Regions from separate parts of the Homo sapiens genome. Here region 1 is linked to region 2. Evidence: chromatin loops called from intact Hi-C (ENCODE). Cell type or tissue: Caco-2. All regions are shown on one strand. Each heading gives the region's core, and the rest is flanking DNA. Links, peaks and the distances in the headings are about the cores only. Region 1 overlaps TRIM44 (tripartite motif containing 44). Region 2 holds the start of FJX1 (four-jointed box kinase 1).

Region 1 (2,904 bases), core at 237-2,736, 63 kb before region 2:
GCCCAGCATCTAGATGTTGTAAAAAGTCTGAACAAATCAATGAATGAACATATAACCTTAAGACATGAATGCCATAATAATAATACATTATATTATATATAGGACAATCTAAAATCACAGGAATTCATTTATTTTCTTATCTCAACAACTCTATCAGATAGGTAGGAACATTCATTTCACCAATGAGGGAAAGGAAGCAAAAAGAGGTAAACTCACTGTCATTTCTATGGGGTAGGGACAACAAAGAAGTACAAGAATAAACAGATACTGCAAATATCTCTTACTCAAAATTGGCCTCTGGATCTGTGATAACATATCTTCCAAATTTACAGAACTAATTTCAATTCCTCCAAAATAGGAAATACCTAATAAGATTCCACTATATAAATTAAAATATACTAAAGGGTCAATTTTCCCCCCTCTGACCTCTCTTGCCTCTCAAGTCTACACAGTAAAAATCAGACACAACATGACTACAACCAATATCTACTTTAGATGTGTTCTCCAAACACAGCTTAAATCACATTTCCATGTTAGCAAAGGTTCTAAATTTTAATAAGTTCTATTTTTTAAAATGATGGTTTACAACTCCCCTATATCCTCCACTAATTTTAGTCTTTAATCTCTGTGGTCTCATAGCAGACAGTTGACAAAAGGAACTTAGAGGTCATATACCAGGAAGCAGGTGAGACCTGAAGTGCCTAAAAAAGGGTTAAGTTGCCAGAAACAATCATGCTTTTACGAGATGATCAGACAATAAAGCCTGTCTGGTGATATCATTCCTCTAACCTGCTTCTCATTGGCTGAACAAGCAGGTCACTTGTCCCTGGAAAGCTCTCTTCCCCCACATCCCAGCTGCCAGCGCCCATTTTAAGCTCTTCGGCAAGAGCTCTGATATATTATGACTTTCCCCCTGGCTCTAGAGAACAGAAAGGAATGCACCAAACTGTGTCTTAAAACCTTCAGAAAAGAATAAAACGACAACGAAGGAATCCCTAAGAAGCAGACAGCCTGTCTGCAAGCAGATGTGCCTCGTGTGGATGAATAAGGGAACCCTTAGCCTTCTTTCATAAAAATTCAGTGTGTCAGCAGAATCCTTCCTCCTTTTCACAAAGCATCAGCAGCATCGCCTAACCAGGGAAGAGACAGAGGAGAGGCAACTTAAGAGAGCCTCCCTTCAGGAAACTCACCTGTTCCACCTCCCCACCCCACTCTCTGTGAATTATTCACCAAGATTAACTGGGCTCTATGATGAGCCTGCTATACTCAGTCTCTAAATCAGTGGTGAAGAAAACCTTTCCCAAAGGCTTTTTTAAAAATCTATAAAATAAGCAGTTGGTCAGAAGGCAGAGGCTCCTCGGGGCAGACCTGACCCTGACAGCTGCAGAGCTGGGGCAAGAGTCCAAATGGAGGACTCTGGCCCCAATCCACTCCCACCACTTTCCCCACATTCCAGTCCCTTCCTGCACCCCAAGGGGCCTTGTGCACAGGTGTTCAAGCTAGCAGGTCCAAGCTGAGAATACCCCTCTTGGTCACCCATGATACACATGTGGGACCTAGGGATACATGTATCAGAAACTGGTCCATCTTCAGGCAGACGGACTCAAGGAGAGGCTCTGCAGGCCCTGGAAGCAAGCTCAGGACATTTTACCAGGTAATTCTTGGGTAGCTAGGTACTTGAAGAGTGGTACGGAACGGGACAGGCATGGCTACAGGAGGGGTCTTCAAAAGCATGGGACATAGCCCAGCTACTCGGGAGGCTGAGGCAGGAGAATCGCCTGAACCTGGGAGGCAGAGGCTACAGTGAGCCAAGATCACTCCACTGCACTCCAGCCTGGGTGACAGAGCGAGACTGCATTTCAAAAAAAAAAAAAAAAAAAAAAAAGTATGGGACATAGGTCAGGGGCATGGGGTTGTTTGGGTCTAAGGGTGGTGGTATCTGAGTCTGAGTATCCCCAAACCATAGAATAGTACCATGTTTTGGTTAATTATTTGTTTGCTGAGGACAGCCATTAGTCAAAAGATAGCCAGACAGGAGATTATATCCTCATTTGTTCCATAGTTAGGGAACCAGTGAACAGAAAAGATAGTGGAACAGAACAGCTGCCTCTGAAACCTGAGTTCTAATTGAGAAGTGAACCAGGATAGTAAGAAAAGACAGCCTAATTCTAACCTTGTAGACATTTGGTTCCATTTTTAGAAATGATTGTCAATCCTTGGGGCACATAACATGACTAGCAAAGTAGTAGGATTCCCCTGCTATCTGTACTTCTCCACCTCCATCCCACCCAATGCATTCCAAGAACACAGGAGTTCAATGTGAGCATATCTTGTTTATGTACCTTGTTCCTCCCCTAAGAAGGTGTAGAATAAAAAGAGATAAGTGCTACATTGTGACACCCACCACTCAGAATTTGATTAATCTGTAGAAGCATAGGATGCTTCACAGAAGCCACCTCCTAGGGATGAGTCATAATAAAACCAAAGGACAAAATGCTGTACATGTGAAGGTATTCTTTAGTCTCCAAAGCACTTTCATATGCTCTTTCATTGGCATCTCACTGAAAAGCAGTGTATTCTCACTTTACAGCTGAAAAAAATGGCTGGTGAAAATCAAATGAACCCAAAGCTCAGAGCGCTTATACTCTTTCACTGGCATTTCACAGTAATACAATAACTAAAAGGTAGTGTATTCTCCTTCACAATGGACAAAAATGGCATTGTGGATGTCAAACAATGTCCCCAAAATCACAGAGCTGGTCAGTGACAAAACCAAGATCAGAAAGATCTAAATGAAAAAGATTTATAACATATACATGGTATCAAGAATACAGAAAAAACACATAAGGGATTTCTATACATCAGTAAGAAAAGGCCAAATAAACCCAACAGAAATCTCCAAAA
Region 2 (2,863 bases), core at 1-2,500:
ATATGCATCCTTTGTTTTAAAAACACATCCACAAGAAAGAAAACCTAAATCTTATTCTGAAAGCAGATGGGGCATCAGAAACATCAAACAAGTTAAAACCACAGGAATTAAATTATAAATTTTAAACTCCCTTTTATTGAAATATAAGTTTGTTTAGTATATTTACACCACACTTTATGCACATATATACAGAGAAGGTAAATTCTGTAAAATAAAATTTTTTCTTAATAAAAAATGAAAATCAAAACAAAATAAAGTGCATAAAACTGATTTTTTTTTTTCCTTCTGGTGAACATCATCGTTGTCAAAATTTTGGTCGGTTGCGAGAGGGAGGAAGAAATTCATTATTTGACTTAGTGCATACAGCTGACCCTGAATTTGTAGCCTTCAGGCCAAAATGACAAGAGGTCAGGAATGAGTCAGGCAAATTGTCAAGGTCTGCAGGGCTCCCCAGAGTCTGGAGGTCCTGCTCTCTTTGTCCTATCGCGAGCCGTCCCCCTGCTTGGAACAGTGATCTCACCATCGCGGCGCTGGAACAAAGGGAGAACACAGGAAGGGGGCTCCACCAGCCAATGTCACAGCCCTGCTCCGGGGCCACCAGCGCTCTGTTTGGTAGAAAATTGCAGAATTAGCTCAACGGCTCAAACGCAAGTTTTCCTTTTTCGGAAAGGGAATGAGGGGGGGCCCAAGAATGGGGTGCATCTCCCACAGGGACGGCCACTCGGGGGCCAAACCCCAGTAGCCAGTTTCTTCGGATCCAATCCCCGTGCTGGCACAGTAAAGAATCCTTTTATAAGCTGGGTGGAGAGAATGTTACACTTCTCGCCTCGGTGAGTTCGTCCTCCCAGAACTTTGAAAGGAAACAGCGTGGGATTGAAAGAAAGGGGCAGGTGGGTGAAAAGCTGAAGTTTTTAGACACCTTTGCGGGTGGGCGTTGGCCGGCTGGTCCCTGACAGTGGCAGAGGCGACCGCCCTTCCCCCCATCATCCATACCCCAGCCCCAGATCTCTCTCTTTTCCTCCCGGTGACACTAAGTCCCAGACCGGCGGCCGTACTTGGCCTTACAGTGCAAAATGTGCTTGGCGAGGAAGTCGAGGCGGCGCTGTAGCAGCTGAGCGTGGGGGTCTGCAAGGGCGGCCAGCTCGGGGAAGCGAGGCTCGTGGCGCCGGTAGAGGCGCAGCAGCCGGGCCGCGGCGTCCTGTCCGCGGTGCAGCTCCAGGACGCGCCGCGCGGTCCGCTCGCGGAACACGCACACTGACTGCAACAGCGGCTCGTTATACTTGTCCCACATGCCTGCTACCCGGTAGCCGTGCACCAAGCCCGCCTCATTGTCCAGAAAGACCAGCGCCCCGCCCGGACCGCGGTGCAGGTTGCTGGTGGCACGCTGCATGACGCGCGGGTCCCACTGCAGGCTGAAGAGGTTGCTTACGAGCCGGTCGAAGTTGGCCGTCAGGTAGTCGAAAAGGATTAAGTCGGTCCATTGTACTAGGTCCACCAGCTCCGCCTGGCTGAGGTTGGCCAGCTCACCCCCGGCATCCCGGAGGGGGCGCAGACGGCCGTCCTCCGAGCGCCAGGGCGCGGGCACCACCACGTCCGTGAGGTTGGGCAGCCAGCGTGTCAGGCTCACCACGCTGCCCTCGGTCCAGTGCGCAGCGCGCAGCTCCTCCTGCACCTGCGCCCACTGCGCGCCCCGAGCCTCCACCCGAGCCAGTGCCAGCGGCGGCACGTGGCGCTGGAGGCCCAGCAGGCGCGCCAGATAGTAAGACAGGGCCTCGCCCTGAATCTGCTCCGGGTTGATGCCGTAGCGCACGCAGGCGCGGGTGCCGTCGGCAAAACGGGCCAGTCGGTTGGAGCTGCGCCCGCAACCCCCGCGCTCCAGGGCCACCATCCGGGCGCCGCGAGCCGCCTCCAGCCACGCCGCCGCCTGGGCCTCCGAAAAGCCCGGGGGCACCTGCTCCTCCAGGCCGCGGCTCCAGAAGACGCCCCCGTGCACCGCGGCGCTCTCCTCCGGCCGGGGCTGCCTGGCTGACACGTGCCACCTGGGCTCGCTCCGGGACTGCCGGGGCGGGCCGTCCGCGCCGGCCGCCAGGGTGAGCAGCGCCCGGAAAGTTTTCAGGGAGCCGCCGCGGGCGTCCCACGCCAGGGGCGGGGGCAGAGGGAAGCGAGGCGCGGGCGCGGGGCCGCCGCTCCGGGCCGGGCGCCGTGGGAGTCGGTCTTCGGGCGGCCGGGAGGCGGGCAGCTCGGTCCGCGGCGGCAGGAGCCCTCCCCACAGCGCCAGCAGCGAGCCCAGCGCCAGCAGCCAGAGCCCCGCGGTGGCGGCGGCGCCCCGCATCCTCCTGCCCATGCTCCCGCGGCTGTGCCGGTGCGCCGCCGCCGCTTCAAGCCGAGCCCAGGCACCCGGGTCCCGGCGGCGAGGCGGGCCCGGCAGTTTGTGGGCTCCGGGGCTTCGGGCGCTTCGGCCCCATCGCGGCCGCGGGGCGCTGCGGGGCTCTGTCCGGCGCTCCGCCCGGCGCTGGGAACTCGAGTCCCCGCCGCTTCCCAGCTGCTTTTGTATTTCGCTGTGAGACCCTCCGGTGGGCGCGATTCACAGGCGCCCGGACCACGTGGGAGCCAGGGGGATCCCCCTCCCCCTCCTCCGCCTCCGCTCCCCGCCCCCCGCTCCCCCGCCCCCTTCCTCTCCTCTTCCACTTAAAGCGGCGATGGCTCCTTCCGAGAGGGAGAGGCGGCCCCACACTCGGTCCGGGACTTGGGGGCCTGGAGGAAGCCGGACTGGCTGCGCCCGCGCCGGGGCGTAGGAGGGGGTGGCGCAGAGCCGGAGTCTGGGGCCTGGCGGGAGGGACGCGCCCTGGGCCCTCGCGGGGGT

The links. Hi-C counts contacts between places; a loop is a spot of excess contacts. Peaks named below come from ENCODE experiments on the same cell type or tissue, not always from the same donor. Only the 100,000 strongest peaks of a DNase experiment are listed, where the experiment ranks them.
Region 1: a loop joins it to region 2, with 4 times the contacts of the local background. A loop is called at or near these places in 4 of 110 quality-filtered maps.

Annotation. Positions count from the first base shown.
Region 1 is chr11:35,680,934-35,683,837 of GRCh38, reverse strand. All of the region lies in intron 1 of TRIM44 (tripartite motif containing 44), which reads right to left. Among named protein-coding and RNA genes, the nearest start is that of TRIM44, 20 kb to the right of the region's middle. In Caco-2, for the core only: no CTCF peak of the experiment used is centred there; a DNase peak (open chromatin) is centred at 1,427.
Region 2 is chr11:35,618,118-35,620,980 of GRCh38, reverse strand. It overlaps FJX1 (four-jointed box kinase 1), which reads right to left and starts at 2,521. Exons shown (of 1, transcript NM_014344.4): 1 at 116-2,521. The coding sequence starts at 2,344. The coding sequence ends at 1,031. RefSeq lists enhancers at 932-1,566, 1,567-2,201 and silencers at 1,774-2,043, 2,054-2,313, 2,334-2,403, 2,501-2,662, 2,484-2,813 and 1 more. In Caco-2, for the core only: a CTCF peak has its summit at 1,092; DNase peaks (open chromatin) are centred at 510, 1,390, 1,870 and 2,000; H3K4me3 peaks cover 2,219 bases.